Linked DNA regions of Homo sapiens: regions 1, 2 and 4 are each linked to region 3. A link is a contact called in ENCODE Hi-C or POLR2A ChIA-PET data. All regions are on one chromosome and are shown on one strand. Each heading gives the region's core, a stretch centred on a gene start or an enhancer-like site at or near the end of the contact. The rest is flanking DNA. Distances are from core to core; before and after follow the strand shown.

Region 1 (3,578 bases), core at 920-3,419, 8.7 Mb before region 3:
ACTGAACCCCTATTCTCTAATTCCATCTTTGGAAATTGGATGGAGAGATTTTGTCACTGGCAAGGATCCTGTCCCAATTACTCTGTATTGCACACAGGACAGCCTCAAACTGGACAGAGAAACGAGAATTAGTGACAGTGGAATGAGGAAAGCTAGCATGTCTCATCAGCACCTCAGTGGTGGATTACCAACCCATGCCTCAGTTGCCTTCTCTAAAATAATGAGCTCTACCTCTCAGAGATAGAACCAAGTAAGAAGGAAAAACGTGATCGTGCTTAAAAAAGGTAAATGCCCATAAAATGTAAGGTAACTGGCTGGCAAACAAGTTTTCACCGGGTTTCTTTTGGAGGTCCATAGCATTTTACCTTTCCCTCTATTATGCTTAGAACACTGCGCCATCAAAACTTCTTCGGAAAGGTCTTAACCTCGCTTATATTTCAAGAGTACCTTTTTTATTTTATTTTTTAATTTGTTTTTTTTTTTGAGACAAGGTCTCATTTTGTTGCCCAGGCTGGAGTGCAGTGGCACCACTGTAGCTCATTGTCACCTCTATCTCCTGGGCTCAAGCTATCTTCCTGTTTCAGCCTGTGGGGTAGCTGGAACTACCACAGGCCACTATGCCCGGCTCTTTTTTTTAATTTTTATTTTTTAAATAAAGATGGGGTCTCACCATGTTGGCCAGGCTGGTCTTAAACTTCTGGGCTCAAGCGATCCTCCCAAAGTGTTAGGATTACAGGCATGAGCCACTGTGCTTGGCCCATTCCAAGTGTACCTTTAAATCCTCTGAAAATGTATGCAATATTACATGTGATGTGTATTTCCCTGGGAACAGCATCTGTAGACTCGTGAAGTCTGTTCTTGTGGACAGATGCATGCCTGTTCTGTTTTATGATTGTTCACCAGCCCTGTCCCCAAATACACACTTTTATACACGTCTCCTCCCTAAAATATCTAAGAATTACTAGTTTAAACCCTGGGTTCCCTGCAAAGTGGAACTGGTTTTATTTTTTGGACAGCAATCTTGCTCAGTGATTAAGACCTGGCGCTCCAGTGCGTCACAACTAGGTTCCCATGCTGTGTCTCTTTCCAGTGAAATCACTTTGAGCTATTTCACTTCTCAGTACCTCGTTTCCCAGTCTATGAAATGGGCATAGGGTTGTTACAATCAGGTAACACACAGGCTGAGTTGAGTAGTGCCTGACACATGAGGCTCAATGATAACTATTATTACTATTACTTGTCTGGACATTTGCTTCAAAGTAAACAGCGTACAAATGTCATTAATGACTCAAACATAACTAGCTTAGAGTATCTTTTCCTGAAAAGACAGGAGAATGGCCAGGCCAGCAAACTTTTTGCCTCTAGTTTCTTCTGATGAAAAAGGGGCCAGGCGCTCACACCTGTAATCCCAGCACTTTGAGGGGGCCAAGGCAGGAGGATAGCTTGAGACCAGGAGTTCGACAGTAAGACCCCGTGTCTACAAAAAATACAAAAATTAGCCGGGCGTAGTGAAGAGCCCCTGTATTCCCACCTGCTCTGGAAGCTGAGGTGGGAGGATAGCTGGAGTCCCGGAGTTCGAAGCTGCAGTGAGCTGTGATCGCGCTACTGCACTCCAGCCTGGGCGACAGAGAGACCCTCTCTTTAAAAAAAAAAAAAAAAAGCAAGGAGGGGAGGGCTACTTAACAGGTTGTTGTAAGGACCCAACGAGACAACCAAGCAAATTGTTTAGGGCAGTGCCTAACCCAATAGGGGTTGTGGGAATTGTAGTCATCAGCCCTGAGTGCCAAGCCTGGTCCAAGTCCTCCAGCCCCCGGCAGGGTCCAAGAAGATGAGCCAGGGGCCCAAGATGCAGGCCTGTAGGCCTCTTAGATGCCTGAAGATTACGCAACTCCTCCTTTAGCTCCAAACTGGCTTAAAACTCGCCAGTGGGCAACCTCTTCCCCATAAGAGCTCCCCGCGCACGGGCCAAGACAGCAGCCAGACGCTCCCCGCAGGCCCTCACACCGAAGAATGACGCCTGTAAAAGCCAACCCATGTGTTCCGCGCGCTCTCCTCCCATCCCATCCTTTCCACAAGATGAAGGCCCGACGCTTCCCATGTGGAGGCCTCCCTGCTCGCACTCACCAGCCTTCAACTCTGCCACAGTCGCCATTTTTCAACGGCCGCCAGGGCCGCACCGCGGCCCTGCGCACGCGCAGCTCCGCCCCACTCACCCTGCGGCGTGGTCTGTAGCCAATAGGCGCACAGCTCTCGCCCCGCCCACTTCCGCCCCTCTCAGTTTATGAGCTCTGCGGTTGAGTGGGTAGTGAATGTCGACCAGAGACTCCACCAATCAGCGAGCGCTCTCGGAAGGCCCAGTTGAGTGAGACGGCAGGGAGGGCGGGGACTGAGGCAGTGGAGAGCCCTGTGGGGTGCTGCTGGCACCTTAGTGCTTAACTTTAGCCAGCTGAGTTTTTCATTGTCTCTGCAGCCTCAAGTACCAACTGCTAGTAGTTACCACCTATTAACCCTGCGGTTCTCAAACTTGAGCATGAATCCTCATCACCTCCAAGACTTGTTTAAACGGATTGTTTGCTAGTCCTCCCCATAGAGTTTCTGATTCTGTAAATCTGGGGTGAGGCCCTAGGATTTGCATTTCTATCGAGTTCCCAGGTGGTACTGGTACTGCTGGTCGGTCTGGAGATCACACCTCGAGAACCACTGTATTAAGCACTTACTGTGACGCCTTAGCGCATTATTTCCTTATGATCACGCCGTTTTTACAATGAAGGAAACAGAGTCCTCCATCGCTGAAGAGACTTAACCAAGGTCACCAGCCTGTCCTCTTCCACTCGCACTTACACAGTGCATGTAAGGAGTCCAGGAGCTTTTTATGGAACTAACTAATGAAGGAATAAGCTCCAACATCCCATGGAAGTAAAGGAAAAGGAACAGGGGAATAATGTACCCTAAACTGAGTGTGAGGTTGCATGATTCCAGTTGTAATGCCGGTGAGATCCAAACACTTGGCTAAATAATAAACATCGATTAGACGTACACCTAAGAGTGGCCGGGCGCGGTGGCTCACGCCTGTAATCCCAGCACTTTGGGAGGCCGAGGCGGGCGGATCCCGAGGTCAGGAGATCGAGACCATCCTGGCTAACACGGTGAAACCCTGTCTCTACTAAAAATACAAAAAATTAGCCGGGCGTGCTGGCGGGCGCCTGTACTCCCAGCTACTCGGGAGGCTGAGGCAGGAGAATGGCGTGAACCCGGGAGGTGGAGCTTGCAGTGAGCCGAGATGGCACCACTGCACTCCAGCCTGGGCGACAGAGTGAGACTCCGTCTCAAAAAAAAAAAAAAAAAAGTACACCTAAGAGCTGCCAGGGCACGGTGGTTTACGCCTGGAATCCCAGCACTTTGGGAGACTGAGGTAAGGAGTTCGAGAACAGCCTGGCCAGCCTGGTGAAACCCCCTCTGTACTAAAAAAAAAGTACAAAAATTAGCCGGGCGTGGTAGCAGGAGCCTGTAATCCCAGCTACTTGGGAGGCTGAGGCACAAGAATCGCTTGAACCTGGGAGGCAGAGGTTGCAGTGAGA
Region 2 (3,483 bases), core at 332-2,831, 5.7 Mb before region 3:
AGATTCATTTAGCTCCCAAACACCTAGCAGAGCTCCTTTTTCCAGCAGTCCTACTCTAAGTGACTCTTCAGCAGTTTCAGACTATCCCCTCCTCCACAGCCCACAGGTCAATTGCATTCGTTCTCAGGTATGACAGACATACTTTGGTCCCCCATAATTAATTTCTACAGGACTGATTTCTTAGAGAGTCTCACATGAAAACATAAAACACAGCGGCAGCAGACTTACCATGCTTCATCATCACAGTGAGAAACCGGACGATGACTTTGGAGCACGGCCTAATAAGCACCTGGCGTTTGCCTCTCTTTTCGGCATTGTTGATACTCTTGAGAGCATCTGCCAGGACATTCATGCGCACCATTGTGGCTGTTCAAGGAAGACAAAACAGGAGGTTTTACTGGCATTGCCAACATCAACAGACACCAACCATTACACTGCGGAAGTATCCTTTCCTTTCTGGCCCCACCTTGGCGAAGTTTTCTCAAGTCTAAGCAGGCTGCTTCTCCATTTCCCACCACCCAGGAAAATTCCTATTTACTACGGTTGTTGAAAACAGGTTATCGGGACGTCAGCCTGCACATTTTGAAACTCATTCATTCACTAACCACTCTTCTTCGAATCGTGCCACACACCAACGTCTGGAGATAATAAAATGTGGGACAAAATCCACTTGACACAAGACAACGTGAGAACTGGCAGAAACTGCCAGCTACCGGAAGGAAAACATCGGGTATAGTCGATCAGTGATTCAGAACAGAAGCAGAGTATCATCGGCAACATTTTCCAAATTGCTGAAAATCAGCAGATTCCATACTATTAACATTGTACTTTAAATCAGTTCACTCTCACCTACAATGAACACATCTAACTATTAAACATCCATCTTCGTGCCATTTAAAATTGCGTCCAACAGCAAGAGCCACAGTGGCAAACAGAAACATTTTACATGCTTGTCAGACTGGACTCTCTTCTAATGGGCAAGAACCGCACACTACACTGAAGTTTTGAAAGACCAAAGTGCCAATAGTAAAGAGTAGAACTTAAATTCCTTAAGTTCAAAAGTGTCTAAAGAAAAACTCTGCGGCCCAGAAGATCCAAGTTGGCACCCAGCAAACTGCCAACCCCGGCACGATGCAGCTTTTACCTGCTGGGTGGCCTCAGCCTCCCAAGCTCCCAGCGCGGCCGCAGCAGTGAGAAGCTGCACGGCCCACCAGCCCCGATGTTGCCCGCCGCCCGGGGCCAAGGCGCTGCCTCAGCACTAAAGGGAGATCCAGACGCTGCGGCCCGAACCGGAGCTACCGCCTAGCTGGGCAGTCGAAGGCTCCGGCTCCCGCCCGCGCTGCGGCCTGCACCCCACGGACCGGGATCCCCTGAGTGCACAGTCTGGGGCGCCCAGCCATGGCTCTCCTCTATGCCTGTCCAGGAACCGGCAAGGCCAGGATCCTCGGCCAAGGTGGGGACCAGCCTCCTCGCAGGACACCGAGACCGAACCTTAGATTGCAGGATGGCGCCGATGGCAGACGGATGAAATTGGAGCTCTCAGAGAGTGCTACTCACCGGCGCGGAAAGATGGCGGAAAGAGGACGGGAGGGGAGAGCGCACGGAGTTATGGGAAGCGGGAGAGCTATCGCGAGACTTTCAAAGGCCCGGCAAAAACAAGGACCGCCTAGGAGAAGGACGAGGGTGAGGGAAAGGCGGAGCCTCCTCAGGGGTTGGCAGTTGAGAGTCGATGGAATCGACCTCCCCCGGTGGGGCCTGGGAGAGGCAAGGTGAGCCGTTCGTTGGAGGTTCGTCTACATTTTTTTTTTTTTTTTGAGACAGTTTCGCTCTTGTAGCCCAGACTGGAGTGCAGTGGCGTGATCTCGGCTCACTGCAACCTGCGCCTCCCGGGTTCAAGTGATTCTCCTGCCTCAGCCTCCTGAGTAGCTGGAACTACAGAGATGCGCCACCACGCCCGGCTAATTTTTGTATTTTTAGTAGAGACGAGGTTTCCCCAAGTTGGCGAAGATGTTCTTGATCTCCTGACCTTGCGATCCGCCCGCCTCGGCCTCCGAAAGTGCTGGGATTACAGGCGGGAGCCACCGCGCGGGCCTTAATTTTTATTTTAGTTTACTTTTGATAAGGAGTCTCGCTCTGTCGCCCAGGCTGGAGTCCAGTGGCGCGATCTTGGCGCACTGCAGCCTCCGCCTCCCGGGTTCAAGCGGTTCTCCTGCCCCAGCCTCCAGAGTACCTGGGATTACAGGCGCCCGCCATCACACCCGGCTAATTTTTGTATTTTTAGTAGAGACGGGGTTTCACCATGTTGGCCAGGCTCGTCTCAAACCCCTGACATCAAGTGATCTGCCCACCTCGGCCTCCCAAAGTGTTGGGATTACAGGCGTGAGCCACCACACCCGGCTAAAAATTTTTTTTTAATTAAAAAGTTAAGTTCAGACAAAAGTCACCCAACAGTTGTTTACTGAGCACCCATGTACCAGACGCTAGCAAGGCCCTGGGGTACGAGGTGCCCACACAGGCACCATTTAGCCAGTTCTGTCCCTGCCGGTTCTTCCAGCTTCGTCCTCTCTCACACGTCAATGCCCCTGCTCATTCGTTGCATTTCCTCTTCCCTCTAGCATGGTACCTGGATATTTGCTAAATAAAACTTAAACCTTTTATTTTTGTTCTTTTTTAAAATTTTTCCTAGACAGGGTCCTGCTCTGTTGCCCAGGCTAGAGTGCAGGGGTACACTCAGCTCAATGCAACCTCAAACTCATGGACTCCAGTGAACCTCCTGCCCAGGTCTCCCAAAGTGGTGGGATTACAGGTAGGGTACCTTATAGACATCTAAGGACCACACAGGGTACTTCATTAATCAGATTCATAAATCCAATCATAAATATTATATTGGCTAAGTTATAAAGAAAGTGAGACATGAAGATTCCAGCTTTTTTTATTTTTTCCCCTTTTACACAAAACAAAGTAGAAGAAATAATACAGGATTAAAACTGCAAAAGTAGTTAATCAGTAGAATATGTATGCACACAAAAAATCCAGATAGGAAGACAGGCTTATTTACAATGAAAGTAAGGTAAAATTAACGTAGTTTTCTTATGAAATAATAAAAAAAAATCAAACATATGCTACAATGGGCACCACTGTTCACAGCAATATTAAAGAGGAGAAAACAACACTTATTTAATAGGGACAGATATACCACAAGGTACAACATCAGTGCAATAAATTCACAAAACTATATTACAGCTAGTTAATCAGTTTAAGAATTGTTCCCGTCAGTCACATTTTTTGGCCCTCAGAAGTTCATTCCTAAAGATTTCAACTACTCTAAATTTCTAGCTACCAAGAAGTTAAGAATGATTATAAGAAGCTTTCCAAGGAGTTATGAAATCTTTGTAGACCAGAGGCCAACTATCATCACCTCAAGTCTGCTCTCACCAACAGCCCTTGTATTTTTCAGGGAGAAATCTCTAGGAAAAAAGTCAG
Region 3 (3,354 bases), core at 332-2,831:
GAGTTAAATTGTAATGGTATCTCTAGAGCTGCCCTTGACTACGGCCAAAATTTTATTGCCACGACATCTCTATGGATCACGTAAAAATGTATCCAGTTATTCAGCACGTATTTATTGAGCACCTACTATGTTCTAAGAGCTGAGGATACAGCAAAAACAAATATAAAGATAAGATTCCTATTGTCAGCCGAAGGTAGGGGTTGGGGGAGATAGATAATTAAAAAGTAAATGTGTAACTGTCAACTATCTGCAAGTGCTAGGAAGAAAAGACTAAAGGGATAGAGAAAGATCGCCATCTTATTTTAAAAAGATGGCCTTAGGAAGGCTTTTCTGGCAGGATGGTGATTAATTTTAAATCAAGTTCAGTAAGAATTTGGAGTGTGCTTGCAGGAAGTCCCTGGGAAACTCTGCTACTTCTCGGCTATAGGATCTTATTCTCAGTTGCCTAAATTCACTGAGCCTAGCCTGTAAAATTCAGAGAGGATGAGGAACATGGATTGTAAACGATAATAACTATCGTTTATGAATGTAATTTTATTATATTATGATTTTTTCTGAATGTAATAACGTCCCCATGCCCAAAGGAAAAAAAAAATTCCAATCTACTGAGGGGGTTCTTGTCACTGTTCCTGGCATTTGCGCTTAGGAATGGAATCGGGACCCTGCCACTGAGCAGGCATCCCCTTCTGCAAATTCAGAAAGTACATGATTGCTAGCTTCAGTTCCATCATCTATAAATCGGAAATAATGTCATGTTGACCACGTAGGGTTTTTGTTGTTAAATTGACATTTATTGAGCTACAGCTATTAATATTTCGGTGCATTGAGCCACGTCAATGCACCGGCATGGTCTTAGACTATGGATTTATGTGCATTTATTTAATCCAAGTAAACCAAGTACTATTTTTAATGGCATTTTACAGCCAAGGAGACCCAGGCACAGAGGGGTTAAATCTAGAGCCCCCACAGCCAGGGATCCAACCCAGACAACGTGGCTGCTGAGCCTGGCAATGTTGTTATGCGATCAGCCCTGTGCCTAGCACATAGTAAGAGCTCAATAAATCTGTATGGTGCTGGTGGCTGTTATCAGTTCTTGGCAGCGGCTGCTCCACGATTTCCACTTGTCAAGAGTATAGGGTAGCCAGTTTATTGGAAGCAGCAGCTAGGGAGCGCTTGCATAGCAACCATAGTTTTCTGCGTAGCAACCATAATGCTCACTTAAATTGGGAGGCTTAGAGGAGCTGACGGGGCCTGTGGGGAAGGGGGAGTTAGCCGGCCACCCCTAGGCAAGCCACTTTGCAGTGGAAACTGCACGCAGCCCCTGCAAGGCGAGCTCTCCCCACCGAGCCTCCCTGTGAGCCGGTCCTCCTGACGCGCAACCCCCCTCCCTTTTGAAGCAGATGGTTCTTCCCGTTGTCCCTGCTCTTTCAGTTTCCGCGCTTTGGAGTCACAAAGCGCGGGGTCACGTGGGCGGGCCGTGCGCTTTGTGACGTCAGCCGCCCCGCCTCTCGGCCCGCCTATCCGCGCACGCCAGCCCCGCCTCGCGCGCGCCGCCCGTGCAATCCCTGCTTAAGAGACCCCGCAGTGGGGCGCTCGTCCGAAGCCAGGCCGCGTCCGCCATAGTACCTGGCTTGGAGGTGTCGCCGCCGCTCGGTGAGAGCCCCCGAGCGGCAGGGGGCCAACACAAAAAGGGAGCCGGAGAAGCCCTAGCCGCTGCCCAGCAGCTTGCGGGCGTGTTCTCGCGGTTCCGGGCCTCAAGGCGACGGAAACGAAAGGCGAGCGAAGCGCGGAGGATCCGGCGAGAAGAAGCGTCAGGGAGCCTCGGCGGTGTCCCCGGGGTCCGCCGAAGCCACCCGGCCGCCGGCTGGGGCCCGGGGTGGTGAGGAAGTGCTCCGAGGCCTCGCCGAGGCCTAGCGCCGGCTTTGTGTCCGAGGCGGCGGCGGCGGCGGGGGGAGGCGGAGCCGGGGGCGGCCTGCGGGAAGGCCTCTCCTCCGCCGACCGCGCGTTTTCGGCCTAGGCCGTGGGGCCGCTCGTGGCCTCCGGGGAGCAGGCGCCAGGGGTTTGTGTGCGGTGGGGGCCTGGGCCTGGGCCTGGGGAAGCTGACGCCGGTCGTCCGGAAGCCAGGAGGAGGCGTGAGGCCGCTCGTGGACTCCGGGCCTAGGCCCTCTCCCCTCAACCTTCTCCCGGGGCCTGGGTCACCCCAATCCACGGAGAGAGAGACCCGCCGGGAGGTGCGGCCGCGCTATGGACCCCTGACCCCGTGGGGTCGCTCGGACTCTTAACGTGTGGACTGACCGCTACTGACTGCACCGCCAATCCCCCCGTCTCTGCCGGCCCCTTAGCATGAGCGAGGGGGACCCAGCCGGGTGACATTGTGCCCGTTGGCGGATTCTCGATTTCCCCTCTTCCCCGTCCTCGTCCTCCTCCTCCCCCATGAAGTGATTCTGAGTATCGGGGGGTCTCTGGATTATTGTTCTGACGAACCCCTGCTTGTGGTTGGGGGGTATTTAATCTGAGGCCTTAGGGTCCTTCGGTGTCTTTGAGTGTTTTGTGTGTACATATTTTGCTCTTAAAGTTTATAAATATACGTATATTGAGAGTGTCCACGTCTCCTCGCTGAACCTTAGGAATCCCTTGGCACCATGTCCTGTGTGCATTATAAATTTTCCTCTAAACTCAACTATGATACCGTCACCTTTGATGGGCTCCACATCTCCCTCTGCGACTTAAAGAAGCAGATTATGGGGAGAGAGAAGCTGAAAGCTGCCGACTGCGACCTGCAGATCACCAATGCGCAGACGAAAGAAGGTAAGGGCCGCTTGGTCTTAAGATATTTGGTGGCTGGAGAGAGATACTAGCTAGAAGGTGCCTGGCAGGAAGCTAACCGCCATTATGTCTCTAGTGGGGACTGTTCGTTCTAGTACTTTGGATACAACTTTCATTGATAGCCAAGGTTTGCAGCAGTTGGCCTTGGAGTTTCACTGGTTTATTTTATTTCTGCATACTTGGGTCATCTGTAACAGGCTAACCCAAAACGTGGAAGCCTGATTATTCTTCTCGCTGTTTTTTAAAATGAGGGAGGGAGGAGAGGGGGATAGCTATCTAGACTCTTTGAGTGCTTGTCTTAGGGCGTTTTCTAACTTATTTTCCATCAGGAGGGCAGGAGAGCCTGTGCAAAGCTTGTTTGTTCAATCAGCAAAAAAAAAAACAAAAAAAAAACCAAAAAAACAATTTTCTAACCTAACAACATTGTGGAGTTTGATGGCAAATTTTATGTCCTGCCTTCCTCCCTCCTCGCATTTATTTATTTGGAGTTGCTTGCCTGTGTTGTGGATAAGGGATCTGAACTTTAAT
Region 4 (3,271 bases), core at 262-2,761, 6.6 Mb after region 3:
GAATGCATACCCAGTGCCCAGAACAGTGCCTGGAACATACTAGGTGCTAAATAAATATTTGTGACTTAATGCATGAATAAGGGTGGACTTCCTTTCTTTTGCTCTCACTGGAGAGTTGAACTCTCCTTCCAAAGGCGGTGGGGTGGATATTGGCATATTCAGGGCCTTTAGGGCTGAAGTCAAGGGCTTAGTGGGGCTTAATTTGTGGGCGGGCCCAGGGCATGGCCCTCATTGTTTCTCTAGAAAGACGTGTCCAACCCTCAAAGGACCTTCTGAAATCCCGCTGAAAGGTTAAGTTGGGAAGGAAAACCTGCATGCCTATGTATCAGGAATTAACGTCTTTTGTCTTGTTTTATTCAGTAGTTTCAAATTGCCTTCTCCAGGCAAGGCTGATGAAAGTGCAAGTTGCAAGTTAATTTGAATGTTTCTTTTTGCTTTTGCTCTCACAGGAAGTGAAAAGGCGACCAAACACTCTAGCATTCATGCCACCAAAAAGAGGAGTGTTTTGCAGTTACAAGACCTGGATTCGAATCACGACTCCTCTTAGCTGCCCTGTAATCAGGCACAATTACTTGGGTCTCTGAGTCTCACTTTCCTTATCTAGAAAACGGAGGTATCTTTACTTCCTTCGTAAGACTGATGACAAGGAAATTATCTGTGCATTTTGAAACCACTTAAGCCTTGTACACGTTTTATTTCTGGGATCGCCCTGGTAGGGCTTCAGAAAAATAAAAAGGAGGTCCCTGAGAAAAGGCTGGGTACCGTACATCTGAGGTCAACCCTCTCTGGTCCCAAGGATGGCCTGGGCTGTTCCGCCCCGTGGCTCCCCAGGGGCAAAGCCATGAGGATCCGGGTGAGAGCCCAGTGCTGGACGAGCCCGGGGCCCAGGGGTCCCGGCCGAAATCCCTGCTGTCTTTCAGGTCAAACGTCATAATCCCCGAACCCCAGAAAGGCCGAAAGGCAAGGCAACCCTGAAAGACGACGAAGTCAACCTCAGGGCGCAGGAGAGGGAGGGCCAGTGTGCTGCCGACGAGGGAGGCTGGAGCCGCGGGGACGAGGCGCCCCATACAGCGGCAAGAGGGTGGAGGGCAGGAGCTCGCCATCCTGGGTGAAAGCGGGGCCCAGCGAAGGGGCCCGGCCACAGGAATCTCGGTTCCACCCCGCTACTCCCGGCTGTGACTCCAGTTTCGTCCCCAGCCGCCGGGACCGCCCCCTCGCCCCGCCCCCAGCGGGCACTCAGGCCGTACCACTGTGCCTTCATGGGGGTGGAGATAGATCGTGGGCTAGTCCTGCCGAGGAGAGAGGGGTTCTTCCTCAAAAAATATGATTATGTATAGTATTCGCATGATTCTAGTTAACTTGTTTCCCTTCTGCCTGCTCGGACCCTCTACCTGCCCTACGAAGGGGGCGGAGTGCGTTCCTGCCTCCCCCTGCTCTTCCGCGTTTGGTGCGCGCCTGCGCGGTGCGTAGGCGGCGGAGCGTACTTAAGCTTCGACGCAGGAGGCGGGGCTGCTCAGTCCTCCAGGCGTCGGTACTCAGCGGTGTTGGAACTTCGTTGCTTGCTTGCCTGTGCGCGCGTGCGCGGACATGGCCTCAAACGGTAGGTAAGGGCGCGAGGCGACGGCGGCGGCGCACCCGGCCGAGGCCTCCCAGCTGGGCTTTTCGTTTTCAGTGGGACCGGGGCGGCGATCCCGTGTGGGATTTTTTGGCGCCCCTGTGGCGGGAAGCCGCGGAGAAGAGTAACTGGAGGAGGCTGGTGTCGCCATTTTGTTTCGCTCCTCTGGCCCTCGCGCGCGGGGCGGGAAGTCTTTTCTTTGCAGTCCGTTTGCTTGGGGTGGGCGTTGGGAGGGACGCTTCTTAGGGGTTTGAAGCGTCAGGTGAGGGTGGAAAACGCCCATTCTCCGTGGCCTCGCCTCCCCCAACTCCCGGCCCCGCGCTCGAGCCCGCTTTGTCGCAGTGCTGCATCCGGGCACTCGCGGCGCGCACGCGCTCTGCGGGCCCCTCCCCCTTCGCGGCGCGGGTACCCCTTCCCCGCCTCGTGTTGGTTCAGCTTTCTGTCGCGAGACCCTTCGCGGAAGACTCGGCGGCGCGCGTCCGGTGTGAGCCTTGTCCCTCAGTGGTCCTTCGCGAATGGGCGGGATCGCTCCGTTCCCGCCTGGGTTGCCACGCGGCTGGGGGCGGAGGCTCGGGATCGGGGCCGCCCTCTAGCTTAACGGTTTGGCGGCGGTGGTCAGGGTTCGACCAACGGACTTGGGGACGGCCCGAGAGTTTTTCCCGCCTAAATTTCTTTCTTTTTTTTTTTGGAGACACGGTCTTCCTCTGTCGCCCAGGCTGGAGTGCAGTGGTGCGATCTCAGATCACTGCAACGTCCACCTCCTGGGTTCAAGTGATTCTTCTGCCTCAGCCTCCTGAGTAGTTGGGATTATAGGCGCCCGCCACCACAGCCCGGCTAATTTTTGTGTTTCTTAGTAGGGGCGGGGTTTCACCATGTTGGTCAGGCTGGTCTCGAACTGCTGACCTCAGGTGATCCGCCCGCCTGGGCCTCCCGAAGTGTCGGGATTACAGACGTAAGCCAACCACGCCTGGTCTAAATTTCTTTTTTCTGAGATAGGGACGGAGAAGAACGGCCGCCCGAGGCCACACCCTCTCCTGGTCCTCTTTCCCTTTTCCTGCGGGGGAAGCGCCGCGTTTCCTGTGCTGGGAGGATGAGTTGATCTTGTTCGTGTATCTTAAGTGGGGCTTTTCAAAAGCGCTTTTGTTGCTTTTTGTTCGCTGGGGGAAGGCAGGGTAGGTGAGAAAACGGAACCATCTGGAGTCCCAGGGCTGGGGACTCGAGTACCTGTTGACTTTCGCCTCCTAAGGCGAGCAGTTGCATGATCTCTGTCATTTGGGGTCCAAGGGCTCTTTTGATTCTCTGGCTTTGCACTAAAAAGCCCACTTCATCTCCGGGATTGGTCAAAGAGTGAAGAATGGCCTTTTTTGAGACTTTCTTATTCTGTGGGTCTGGGCTGAGAGAGCAGAGGCCACAATCTGAACACTGTTCGAATTCAAACCTGTGCCACTTTGGTAGTTCTGCGACGTTGGGAGAGTTAGTCTCTTGACTCCTGGCGATAATGGCTTTCTCATAGAGTGGATGAAACGAATGCGCGATGTTTTAGAGCAATCACTGACATGAATTGGGCTTGCAGAAAATTGTGGATGTCCACCAAGACCTTGGTTTTTCCAATGGTTAAGGCTTCTGGGACTCTGTAGAAACTTGCATTTTCTTCAC

Evidence for each region. A loop is a pair of places that touch in the nucleus more often than their neighbours do. ChIA-PET counts read pairs that join two places held with the same protein, here RNA polymerase II (POLR2A). Pooled maps may share reads with other maps.
Region 1: a pooled map shows a loop between it and region 3 (11-fold over the local background). The contact joins the promoter of CEP20 here to the promoter of RBBP6 in region 3. A Hi-C loop is called at or near these places in 2 of 50 pooled maps.
Region 2: a pooled map shows a loop between it and region 3 (18-fold over the local background). The contact joins the promoter of RPS15A here to the promoter of RBBP6 in region 3. A Hi-C loop is called at or near these places in 7 of 50 pooled maps.
Region 4: a pooled map shows a loop between it and region 3 (11-fold over the local background). The contact joins the promoter of FUS here to the promoter of RBBP6 in region 3. A Hi-C loop is called at or near these places in 1 of 50 pooled maps. POLR2A ChIA-PET finds 5 or more read pairs at or near these places in 2 of 52 experiments (Panc1 and endothelial cell of umbilical vein).

The regions. Positions count from the first base shown.
Region 1 is chr16:15,886,434-15,890,011 of GRCh38, forward strand. CEP20 (centrosomal protein 20) reads right to left here and starts at 2,170. Exons shown (of 5, transcript NM_144600.4): 1 at 2,125-2,170. The coding sequence starts at 2,152.
Region 2 is chr16:18,788,753-18,792,235 of GRCh38, forward strand. RPS15A (ribosomal protein S15a) reads right to left here and starts at 1,582. Exons shown (of 5, transcript NM_001019.5): 1 at 1,492-1,582; 2 at 229-366. The coding sequence starts at 361. ARL6IP1 (ARL6 interacting reticulophagy regulator 1) reads right to left here. Exons shown (of 6, transcript NM_015161.3): 6 at 2,917-3,483. RefSeq lists enhancers at 535-1,252, 1,190-1,819.
Region 3 is chr16:24,537,985-24,541,338 of GRCh38, forward strand. It overlaps RBBP6 (RB binding protein 6, ubiquitin ligase), which reads left to right and starts at 1,582. Exons shown (of 18, transcript NM_006910.5): 1 at 1,582-2,808. The coding sequence starts at 2,643. RefSeq lists enhancers at 1,245-2,239, 2,240-3,232 and silencers at 1,529-1,578, 1,849-2,028.
Region 4 is chr16:31,178,628-31,181,898 of GRCh38, forward strand. It overlaps FUS (FUS RNA binding protein), which reads left to right and starts at 1,512. Exons shown (of 15, transcript NM_004960.4): 1 at 1,512-1,600. The coding sequence starts at 1,588. RefSeq lists enhancers at 398-457, 749-1,509, 968-1,037, 1,510-2,271, 2,272-3,032 and 4 more and silencers at 1,198-1,267, 1,908-2,057, 2,178-2,227.